Linked DNA regions of Homo sapiens: region 2 is linked to region 1. Evidence: chromatin contacts called from ENCODE Hi-C or POLR2A ChIA-PET data. All regions are on one chromosome and are shown on one strand. Each heading gives the region's core, a stretch centred on a gene start or an enhancer-like site at or near the end of the contact. The rest is flanking DNA. Distances are from core to core; before and after follow the strand shown. Region 1 holds the start of PLPP4 (phospholipid phosphatase 4). Region 2 has its middle 34 kb from the start of PLPP4.

Evidence for each region. Hi-C counts contacts between places; a loop is a spot of excess contacts on that map. ChIA-PET counts read pairs that join two places held with the same protein, here RNA polymerase II (POLR2A). Pooled maps may share reads with other maps.
Region 2: a loop to region 1 is called in a map of PC-3, with 22 times the contacts of the local background. The contact joins the enhancer-like site here to the promoter of PLPP4 in region 1. A Hi-C loop is called at or near these places in 2 of 168 maps with a recorded cell type or tissue (PC-3 and endothelial cell of umbilical vein) and 1 of 50 pooled maps. POLR2A ChIA-PET finds 5 or more read pairs at or near these places in 1 of 52 experiments (AG04449).

What each region holds. Positions count from the first base shown.
Region 1 is chr10:120,454,730-120,460,574 of GRCh38, forward strand. It overlaps PLPP4 (phospholipid phosphatase 4), which reads left to right and starts at 2,498. Exons shown (of 7, transcript NM_001030059.3): 1 at 2,498-2,632. The coding sequence starts at 2,577.
Region 2 is chr10:120,420,067-120,426,083 of GRCh38, forward strand. No RefSeq gene overlaps it. Among named protein-coding and RNA genes, the nearest start is that of PLPP4, 34 kb to the right of the region's middle. Within about 2 kb of position 2,550, at least 2 of the 41 ENCODE cell types and tissues checked have a DNase peak (open chromatin) inside an H3K27ac peak, as active enhancers do; they include PC-3 and endothelial cell of umbilical vein, where a contact is called at or near this core.

The DNA.
Region 1 (5,845 bases), core at 1,248-3,747:
CCCCTTATTTTTTTCTTTCTTTGCCTTACAAAAGCCAGCTCATTTTTTTTTCCTTTTCTTTTTTTTCTTTTTTTTTCAGATGGAGTCTCACTTTGTCGCCCAGGCTGGAGTGCAGTGGCGTGATCTCGGGCTCACTGCAACCTCCACCTCCCGGGTTCAAGCGATTCTCCTGCCTCATCCTCCTGAGTAGCCAGGACTACAGGCATGCGCCACCATGCCCAGCTAATTTTTGTATCTTGAGTAGAGATGGGGTTTCACCCTGTTGGCCAGGATGGTGTCGATCTCTTGACCTCATGATCCTCCTGCCTCGGGCTCCCAAAGTGCTGGGATTACAGACATGAGCCATCGCGCCTGGTCCAAAAGCCAGCTCCTTTCCGTGAGGCTGTGTCCTCAGGCTATCTCAGACTGATGATGTGGTTCCAACTTCTGACCTCTGAGCGATCCAGATTTCTGAAGCATGTGTTTGTGACTTATTAATACTGCTTTGCATACTTCCCTGATGTCTCCTTGTGGTCTATCAGCTCCCCATCTTCTTGAAGGCAGAGACAGATTATGAATCGTCTCACCCAGCACACAACTTTGCACAGGCTGTACTCAAACTCAGCAGATGCTTATAGGTAAGTGGTGCCCCAATGTCAGGGGCTATTGTCAGAATGCCCTGCTGGAATATGGCCACCTGACAATCTCAGACCGAGATCATCAGTGTTCACTAGGCTGCCTATGGGCTCTCCTACAGCACTTTGCCAATCCGTGGGAGTTGTTATGTCCAAGGTAGTTGCTGGGCCCAAGATACAGAGGAGACAGAAGCATACCTCCTCCCTCCAAGACCTTCCTACCTTACCTGCACCTGACACCCCATGTGCCTGATGATATATACGTGTATATATATATCATATATATAGCCATATATAATATATATGAATGAATATATCATATATATAGCCATATATATATATATATATGTATGAATAAATATTTATTCATTTACTAAGTACCAACCAGGTATCCACAGTGTGCCGGGCACTGGGCATAGAGTGATGAGGAATGCAGATACAGCTCCTGCCTGTGGTGCCTCAGGGCTGGAGTCCCTCCCACACAGAGCCTGGGTTGTTCCTACTCCCTCTGCCTCTCTCTCTCTAGACCCTGAGATATCTGGGCTCAGGTATCTCTGATCTGCACGTGTTTCCTTTGGAGGTAGGGTCTGTTTGCCCTTTGCTGATGCCAAGGGCTTCCTCCTAAGTTCTTTCTACCTGCTCCCCCTTTTATCCAGGACTGAGCCATAGCTCCTTAGTCCCAGGAACCACCTTCTAATCCGTGTCCTCTGCTCACACAATTTTGGCTGGGTCTCTCCTAAAATCCAAGAGAGGCCTGGGCTCCCCAGGAACAACCTAATGGTTATAATCACTGTGTGTTTTGCATTTTAAATGTCTGCTTGGTTTAAATTAGTGAAGCCAAGAAGTCAAAATTCTAAGAAAAGTAAATAAAATTCTGACCGGTTTGGGAAAAGCAAATCCAAGCTCCTGCTGGGCTCCAGCTGGAGGTCGTGACCCCTAGGCTGCGAGGGTTGGGCTTTTGGCTCTTAACCTGAGGATGAGGCTCTGGGTTCTACCTGCTGCCTGGCTGACGGCTGGTTGAATGCTGTGTCAGCGACGAGCGACCCTGACTTCCCACACACCGGCCAGGCCAGGGACGGTGGCAGGAGCTTTTTCATATTCCACAGTTCAGCAGCCCCAAGCTGCTGGGGGCGGAGGACAGGTGGTGGGGGAGAGAGGATTCGGTCCCCAGGGGCCACCTGGCGCTGGTGGCATGGCGGGGAGCCAGGCTTGCCTTTGCCCTCTCTCTGTGCCGGAGCCCTGGACCCTGGCTGGCATCTCCTGAGAGCAAAGCGAAGCCCGCGAGTGATCTCTGGGGAACTTCCTAGAAAAAAGAAAGAATTTCAGGTTCGAACGGTGTAGGGAGGGCCGAACACGGGAGCAAGGTTGGCCAGGGCTGCCCTGAGCCCTGGAGAATCCCCAGAGCGATCGTCCACTACATGCCCACGTGCGTGCGTGTGCCAGGGAGCGAGAGCCCGGACAGCGGGAGTCGGAGGCAGGACCAGGAGCTGCAGAGGGGCCGCGGGCAGAGCCCCAGCGAGCGCGCTGCCCTGGCGCGGAGCCCAGGGGCCGCCCACTGGCGGGGGAGGCGGGGAGCGCGCAGGGAGGCGGCGGCGGCGGTGGGGCTTCCCCGGGCTTCCCCTCCCCGGTCCGCGGGTGCCCGGCGCGGGCCCAGGAGGCGGAGGCGGCTCCTGGGGAGAGGGATCCGGGAGTCCCTGAGGCGGCCCCGGCTCCGCACTAGGAGGCGGGGTCCGCAGTATCGCCAGCGGCCGGCGCGGCTTCCCGGAGCCCCGGAGCCCGAGGCGCGAGGTTTAGGCTGAGCCCTCCCCGGCGCCTGCCCCCGCCCGGCGCCCGCCTCCGCCCCCGCCCGCGGCCTGGAGCGCGCCTCCCTCGCCTCCCAGGGTCTGGCGAGCCGGCGCCGGCCGAGCTGCGGGAGCCGCGGAGAGCACCAGCTGACGCCGCGGGAGCTGCTCCGGCCGCACCATGCGGGAGCTGGCCATTGAGATCGGGGTGCGAGCCCTGCTCTTCGGAGTCTTCGTGTAAGTAGTGGCGCACCGCGGGCAGGGCGCACTGACGCGGGGGAACAACCGACCAAGCCTCTCTGTGCCCTAACTTAGTTTGCGCAGCCGCTTCCCACTGGGGCCTGGGTTCGAGGTCCCTTCCCCGCCAAGTGCCCGCAACGTGTCCTACGGGACCAAGAGAGACCCTTCCTCTCTCCTTCCTGGGACCCTAGGCGCGGAGCGACCACCGCGCGCCGAGGCTGAGACCTGCTCCCGGGTCTCACCGGGCCCGCGCCTGTCGCCAGCCCCGCACCACCTGCCCGGGGGATCCAGGGCTGCACCTCTAAACAGGGACGCGCACCCTGGCCCGTGCCCTCGGGAAGTTTCTCCTTCTGTGTGATCTTTGAGGCCCACGTTGGAAGTCTTTACCCCTGGCCCCGTCTCCGATTCCTCCCCGCTGTGCCCAGGGCCAGACTCCTTCCGTGTCCCTGGCTTTAGCGCCCGCGGTCCTGGCGAGCGTTTTCCCAGCGGGCGTTTGCGGCGCTTCTCCTACTGAGAAACTGTTGCTGTGGAGGCTTGAGAAGTCAAGGGGCTGCAGGCCGGGGTGGGATACACACACCCTGGAGCTCTGTGCCCGGTCGATGTCCGCTTTGGGGGCGGAGGCCCTCCAGGGGTAGCCGTGAAATGCCCAGGGTGGCTTTGAGCGGCTGGCACTGAGAACAGCGATCCCGAAAAGAAGAAGGGGTGGTGGCGCAGGTTCTTTCAGAGATGCCTGAGCCTCCTCCGTGCGCCCAGGGACCCACCGCTCATTGACTTCCAGGGCCCAAGCTGCAGGGAGCTGTCACATCTCTCTTTCAGACCTGAGCCCAGAACACCAGCTCAGAGCCACCCCGCAGCCTCCCGTGAGCTGCTGTCACCTAGGCACCCACACCTGCACTGGTCCCTCCATCAGTGAGCCAAATTCTCTCCCCCTCTCTGCCCATGGATGTTTTCTGCCACATTCTAAGTATTAAAGTTACATGAACTTTTTGGATTTGCCATGCATTTATTTATTTGTTTGTTTTTGTTTTCGTTTCTGGAAAAGCCCTCCCGAGCCAAACAGGAGGCCCTCTTTGAATTTCTGCCTCAATCTGGAGTCATCCATGGCAGGTGTGCTGTGTCAAAGATGACTTCTGTTCTGGGCAGCCCAGGGGATACACATGGAAAGAAATGCCCTTTCTTGCATGTTTTTCTTTAGCAGGGATTAAATTCATCCAGAGTATTTATTCACACCATCAGAAAAGGCCATGAGCTCCCCCAGATGCAAGCAAGCCCCCCTCTCCCGCCTTCTGCCCGAACACTGGTGTTATTCACTGGGAAGAAGGAACGAGAACTTCAGTTGGATTTTGATGCATTTGGAAAAACAAAACACTCTTCCCTTCTCCTACTCTATTTTCTACCTTTGGAATGTACGTTAAAACTAATGATTGCTGTGTGATCAGATGGGGACAGTTTCTAATTGGCAGATGGGCTAAAACCTCATTAAATTATTATGTGATAGAAATGATAAACTAGTTTTCAGTGCACAGTAGAATTTAACATTTGTTGGGTGAATGTAGGAAGAATGCTGAGATAAAGTGAGATAGGCTCTTACACTATCTCACTATCTGGTTTGACTGCTGCTGGGGGTGCTCAGATAAAAAAGGGTCCAACAATATGTAAAAATATTTATAGTTTTCAGGTGTCCCTTCCAATATCCCCCCCAAATATTTATGAGATGTTTACAGATATACAATGGTCTATGCAGTAAATTTGAAAACTTGGTAATTATTGCTTATGCGCGTCTTGCTTTTTCTAAGGGTGTCATGTAAAAGCTGGACAGGCAGTTTATGTTCTGTTCTCTGAAGTTCCCTCTTGTGTTACTTAATAGGGGATCTGTTGTCACACATGGACATTGATAGCATTTTTGGATGACTCCCAGGTTTCTTATCAAGTTGTTAACAGTGTGTCCAACTTGTGGCTCTTTTACCTGCAAAAACCAGCTTTGGTATTGATGCGAGCCTCCCTAGGGGGCAGATCTTGGATGTTCAGATGCTGTTAGTATCAGGCATGTACCGACTTCTGGGAGGACGGCTGGGAGCATGCAGAAACAGATGACCCTTTGTTTTCTCAGATAAGCGTCTGGCACCTTGACAGAGGCTGACTTTTGGGGGAAGTTTAATTCTTCCTTTTGCCAGTACTGGAAATGATGGCAATATTGGGTTGTACCTACCTCTGCTCACGAAGATGGTGGTCTTAGCAGCACAGGGGTTTAGAAAGTGCCCCTGGGCAGGCTGAATCCGATTTCCCTGCTTCAGCCAGTGTAGCTCAGCAGCTAGTTTTGCTTGGTATTTCTACCCTATTGCTCAGGATGAAAGAATTATCTGCGGGGAGAGGGGGTATCTTGCTTCTTTGCAAACTTATGCCCCCGGAGAAACATCACCTGTAGATGTGCCTGTTCTCTGACTACATTTGCTCTGCATGAGAGCAGGGATCCTGTTACCCGTAGCCCATATGCTCCTCAAAGATTCCAAGTGAGAGCTAAGAAAATGCATTTTGGGCCCACGGGTAGTAGGGATGCAAGCTTTTCCTTACTGACTCTTAAAGATCCCTTTTTCTGTTTCTAGACTAGGCACAGTGCTGAGGTTTTGTGCATTCAGAATTCTGAGAGGTTGCTCTCCAGGCACCCCCGCTCCCGCAACCAACCCGTAGATGCTCAGTCCTGCCTAAGGACTTCAAATCGCTGGGAAGGAAATTAGTAGAGTAATGCAAATCAAGGCTGGCATATAAAGTTTAACATAACAGAAGATAAATTGGTTACAGGAACCCAGTGTTTAGGAAAAATAAAAGTAAAATGTGAAGCTTTGAGGCTGTGTTTAGTACCATGAAGTGTGTAGGCCTTGAGGTCCTATTGCTCTTACTCATGGATTGTGGGCAGAGCAGGAAGGAGAAGCACTTTTGGGCTTCTTCTGTCCTGCTGCTACCCAAGACTCCAGGAGAGATTCTTTTGAGTATTTCTGCAAATGCCAAGGCTAGCAACAGACCTTACTCAGCAAGCACATAGTGTAGAAATGAGATGGCTGGTTAACACCCAGCAGACCAATGGTGCACTACTAGAAGCATGCTACTCACTTTGACCACTATCACCAGTACAATAGCAATCATTTACTGAGATCTTACTGTGTGTCAGGCACCAATGAAGACTATCCCGTATGCCATTTAGCCTGATGAAGG
Region 2 (6,017 bases), core at 1,300-3,799, 35 kb before region 1:
TATGGTAAGGCTAATTTTTATATTTTTAGTAGAGATGGGGTTTTATCATATTGGCCAGGCTGGTCTTGAACTCCTGACCTCAAGTGATCTGCCCATCTAGGCCTCCCAAAGTGCTGGGATTACAGGGGTGAGCAACTGTGCCTGTCCTAGTTATGCATTTTAAATAATAAAGCGCAGCTTTGTGAAGAACCACAGGTATTGCTGTGTACTAGATTTCATAAAAATGTGTTTTCTTTTTCTTCTCAAATTATGTTGGGGTTTATATATTAAGTCTCAACAAAAGCAAAACAGGATCCTCATGTAGCCCAAGAGCTGAAGCCTACAACATGCATGCTGGAGGCTGCCTTGGTCATGGTTATGGAATGGGGTGGGACAGCGGTGGGCAGGGCAGGGCAGGGCTGTCATCCAATAAAAGAAGGGATCCTTATGGACCATGTGCCCAGAAAAGGTGACAATGGACATTCCAACCACCAAATTTAGTGAAATCATTTGCCCTGAACCAAGCTTAGAAGAGTCAGAGTCCAATCACCAGGCTTTTGCTTGTCACGTCAGGATGGCCAGAGGTTTCCACTCAATGTTATGTGTCCACCCGTGCACGAAGATAAGTGGCCATGTGCCCATAAACACACTCACTTCACAACGTCCTCACAGCCTGACCTCAGGTTCCATGTGATGGCCAAAGACAACAGAATAGGAATATTTAATACCCACAGAAAAAAGGAAGTAAGGTCCAAGTGAGCAGAAACAAGTCCCCAAGGCTGGTGAGATGAGATTAAACAAACATTATTAATATTGGATTAGCATTTTAGCTTTTCCAAACTGTTTTCAACCATGTACTATATTATTTATTATCATGTCCAGCCTCAAAGGAGACAAATAGCTTACTAGTAGCATAAGATCCTAGGTTAACATCCCTGGTTTTTCCTACTAGTCAATGTTGATGTTCTAATCACAAATTACAGTGCATTGGAACAACCAATCTTCAGAGCCACTTTAGTTTTCTAGGTAGTTTTATGGAAAAATTATATAATATATATATTTCTATGTTTCAGTTTATAAGAAAATCCAATTTTATAAAAATATATTCCTTTCTTCATTAGTGTATTCAAAAAATAGTTTTTGAAACAATTGCATGCCAGGGCAAAGATTAAAAAACAACCTGTTTTTGATATTTACAAAGCCTGAGTTAGTGGGCTGAAAATTCAAGAGGCTTTCATTGCTTTCCTGTTCACACTTATCAGCCTTTACAGTCTTTCTACCCTGTGGCTGGCTTTATGGAGAAGTCCTCAAAAGAAAACCCATCCCCTGGGGCTGGATCTGTCTGTGTTTCTCATGAAATCTCTAACACTAGGGTTGTCTTGTTCATGAGACTTTCCAAATTTGATGGTAAGGTTGCCATGGCAACTAGTGTAAATGGACAACTCTCGTGTCATCAGCAGTTGCCTGGAACACGTTTCTGACTTGGGACTGCCTCTGCCTCCCTGCAGCCATTGCCTTAGTAGGGCTTTGCAAGAACTTGGGTCTATACTCTAACCTCAATACAGGTCATATCTGAAGCCCCTGACATATTGCAATTTCAGGACACAGTCCACGTGTGGCTGGTGTCTTCCAGCATCTTTACAACAGCTATTTATCAGCATCACCATAGGATGTGTCAATGGAATGGGAGGCGTGTATGATGGTAGAATTATCATCTTCATGGAGGGGCGAAACAAAAAAGTTTTCTAGACTCATAGGACCCTGAAGAAGCAGAGACGAATATCAGTGAGGCTCATGTTTTCTTAGGCATTACCTTTTATAAGATGGACTGCTCTAATAACACTACAGACAAGTGTTCTTCCCAAAAGGTGGTAGGGAGTGGAGGAAGGGGCATGGACAATCATTCACTTCACAATTATTTATTGAGTACCTGTGATGGGCCACAGTTCTAGATGTTGGAATATAAGGCGCTGGAGTCAGATGGTCTCCAGTTAGTATCTTGCTAACTGTGTGTGAACAAGAATGCTTTTTATAACTTGCTTAGTGCATTTCTGATGGAGGGAGAGAAAAGGTGTCCTAGAGTCTGTCTTGCATGGTGTCTTATACACAGGAGGTGCTCAACAAACATTACCAATGCCAAGGATGACAGTAGGGAACAGCAGATGGAGGTACAAAAAGCAATGGGTTTTAAACCAGGAGGCTTCAGGACCCCAGGCAAGTTACTTTTGCCTCTCCAAACTTGCTTCATTTTATAAAATGGGAATGGTAATGTCTCCCTTGCACGGTTATTGTGAGAATTCAGTAAGATGATGTCCATGAAAGGGGTTAGTGTAGAATGGGGTGTAGGAGGGGAGGGTGGAGGAGCAGCAGGGGCCGGATCATGCAGGCCATGTTGGGCATGCTTGCTATTTTGGACTTTCTCCTAAAAGCACTAGGGAGCTTTTAGGAGCTCCTAGAGGGTTCCAAGTGACAGAGGGAAGGGAGCTTTGTCTTTCTGGAAGTACCCTCTGGCTATAGCCTGGAACTGGGGAGGACAGCCAGCAGGCTTTTGCCGTAATGCAAATGAGTCATGATCATGACCTCTGTAAAGAAAGCGTGGCTGGAAATGGAGAGCGGTGGGCACAGTCAAGCGACTGGAATGTAGGATTTGCAGAAGGCAGTGTCTGCTACTTATGGATGGGAGATGTGGGGCCGGCTCTTCAAATGCCGAGGAGTCAAGAGACACTCTGATTTCTGGCTTATGCGACTAGGTAGGAAATGGTGCCTCCAAACTGAGATGATGAATGACAGGAGGAGGAATGTGTCTGTGGGACAAGACAGCTCAAGAGTTGAGCTTTGGACACAGAGTGTGAGGGGCCTGTGGTCAACCCAAGCAGGGTGTCTAGGCACTCACACCCAGCTAATACCTGAGTGTTTTGGTCAGGGGCACATGTGTGAGTGAGACAGATCTGGACCCACTAGAGTTTCTATTCTAGTGTGGGAGACATGTAGCTAACATGTGGTCAGCAAGTGAATAGGATAAAGAGGTTCTAGTGCTTGACAGGACCTAGTGTGGGTGGGTGGGTGCTGGCATAACTTTATACAGGATGGTCAGGGAAGGCCTCTTTTGGGAGGCAGCATTTAAAATCAGACTGAAGGACGAAAGACCTTGGGCAAGCCACATCATCCTCTGGAGCCTCAGTTTCAACATCTTTAGATGGGGACAACAGTGCTTTTCTTACAGATCAAAGGCTACTGTACATCAAAGCAACTTGAAGCTATATAAATGGGAGGAGTTGTTCTTGGATAACACCTCCTTGGAGGCTTGGAAAGGTTTGGGCTCTGTCCTGGCATCTCTGTTGGCATCCAGAAGGAGAGGGTGTGCTTACTGCCCAGAAGTTTTCTTAGAATCAGGGGTCCTGTCCTCATGCTTAGATTCTTGGCCCCCTAAACTCCTCCAGGACTCAAGGGTAGAGGGAGGGCCTAGACTGCACTGTGCTTTGTGGCCACAAGAGGGCTCACGGCTCATAGACTTTGCATCCAATAAATCTTCCAGGTTGGCTCTTGACAGTTTCATTGAATGGGGCCCCATCCTGCAATGTTGGAGATTGCTATTTAATTATGCACGATCATTGGACAATTATGAGCACTTCTATAATAGCTCAACATTAATTTTAGCATCTTAATTTTATAAATGTTTAAATGTGTTGCTCATGCAGAGCTATTCAAATGCAGATGATTAAATCAAATTACTGCGTTTATAATTTTCTAGAGGTTTTTCCTTGGAAATTAAATCTCATCATTAAAAGTTTCCCTTTGTTGTCACCCTTGGTCAGCCGCTTGGTTCTTAGTCACAGTGCTAATTGTGCTCTCTCCGTAATGTGCACATTCTGCCTTGGTTTCAGCTGCCAGATTCTTTAAGCACTCAGTATGTTCATAGCATCCTGCTTAGTGACTCATTGTCTGACCTTCCAGTGACAAATTGGAAATAAGCAAAAAGATGAACCTGCAACATAGGAGAGCTTTGGGAGCTTGGCAAAGTGGATCACTGCCATAGTGTTTACACCGTGATCTTCAGGTCATCACAAGTGTAGACAAGGAAATTTGGATGCAGGTCCAACCCTCGCTCAGATGAAAAAGAAAGTATTACAGTCTCGGGGACTTCTTCTGTGGATATGAGATCAGCAGACAGGCATGAATTTCCCCTACTCTCCAGCACCTTCCCCTATTACAGTTCCTCCGCGTGTCACTCAAAGAGCAATGTGCTCACAGGGGTCACGAGGCAGAGGTGTTTGCAGCCTGCTGACTCCAGGAGCATTTGGTCATCCTTGTCGACCACTGCTCATCTATCACTTATAATAAGAACCTTGTCATCTGGATGACATTGGACCTCAAGGTTTTGGAGTCTTTCTGAGTGAAGGAGAATTTGTCACAAGGCTGATGACAACTCCCAAGGAAAAAGTCTTTAAAGCTAAAATATCTAATGAGACGGAAGGCATGTTGGTTCCCTTCTCTCTTGGACACCTTTCTAGCTGTTTGTGTACTATGGCATGCAGGCTAGCTGGTCATCAGGATCTCAGCTAAACTTGCACAGGAGCATCTTTGTTCAAGCTGCCATGGATGCTGTGGGTTCTGGAGGAGAAGGGATAGGATAATTAATCTTGTGTTGTGTGACTCTTGATGGCAGAAAGGATTCTGCCAGAGATTCTAGAAGCTCAATGGGACATGGACCCTGGCTCAATCTGATGCCCCACCTGGGGGTGTGGCATACCAATGAGGGTATACTGAGCAGTCACTCAAAGCCATGGTAGCAGAATCAGGGACAGGTCACAGTTAAGTGCACAGGGATAGTGTCCTAACTGAACTGTTTTTTGGGTGTGACCATGATGCAATTTCTGCTGCTTTGATCTCACTTGTTCTTGCCTGCTTTTGCTTTTTAAGTCTGGTTCTTTTTCTTTTCTATCACTGATAGAAATCCATCCAAAAAACTGCTTGTCTACTTAAGGTAGTTAGATCTGGCTTCTCTTCCTTACAACCAAGACTCCTGATGTAGCTCTTGCTATAGCAGCTCATCTTCTTCAGGTCTCAATTTTTTTTCCCCCTTTGTAATTGAGTTTTCTTTTTCTGCACCTGCCTCAAGCCTCAGGGCAGCTCCATCCTCTTTATCTCATGCAAACAATCTCCTGAACCTGAAACCATAACATTTTCTCAACATTTGAGGAACTTTCCTGACTAATTCCTGACTCTTTCTGGATATCTGTTCATCCTCAGGCCTCTGTACCTTTGTAGTATTGTTGGTCTTTCTTCCTACAAGGACATTGCTTAAAAGGGTGGATTTTCAAGTCAGAGTGCCTGGGTTCAACTCCAGGCTCTGCTGTTTGCTTCTGTATGACTTAGGACCCGATTCTTAATTTCTTCATGCCTCAAATTCCTCATCTGAAAAAGGGGCATCATAATAATATGTAGTTCATGAAGTCGTGATAAGGGTTAAATTCATGAAGCTACGTGAAGTGCTGAGGACAATGCTTGACACATAGTGAGTACTCAATAACAATAGCTATTTTTATTAATGCCTTGTTGACTTGTTATGTGGATTAATTAAGATTCCTGGCACATATTAGGTACTCAGTTGTTGTTCATTTTTGTCTCATCTTCTATCAGATGGACTCTTTCTCATCTTTCACATCTTCTCAAGTCACCTCTGTGCCAGGTGTCCTGATCTTACCTGCCTTTGGTTGACTTAGCCCAAAGGAGCAAGTAGGAGTAAGATTAAAGATATGTGATCTGGGGGTAGAATTTCAGGTGAGAGAGAGAAAAAAATCTGCCTATCAACTTGGGCTCCCCTGGGATGATGGCATTTCTATTTGGATAGCCCTCTGATTACATTTTAATGGAGAAAATCAATTAGCAGGTCCTTGTTGTGCTACTATTGTAGGATCAAACCCCAGTCCTCAGAGTGCACCACTTGTTTTCTGGATTTTGTTTGTTTCTTTTATTTCTTCAGGCTTCTTTTTCTTTTTTCTTTTTCCTCTCCTTTGGTTTTAGTAAAGCTTGGATTA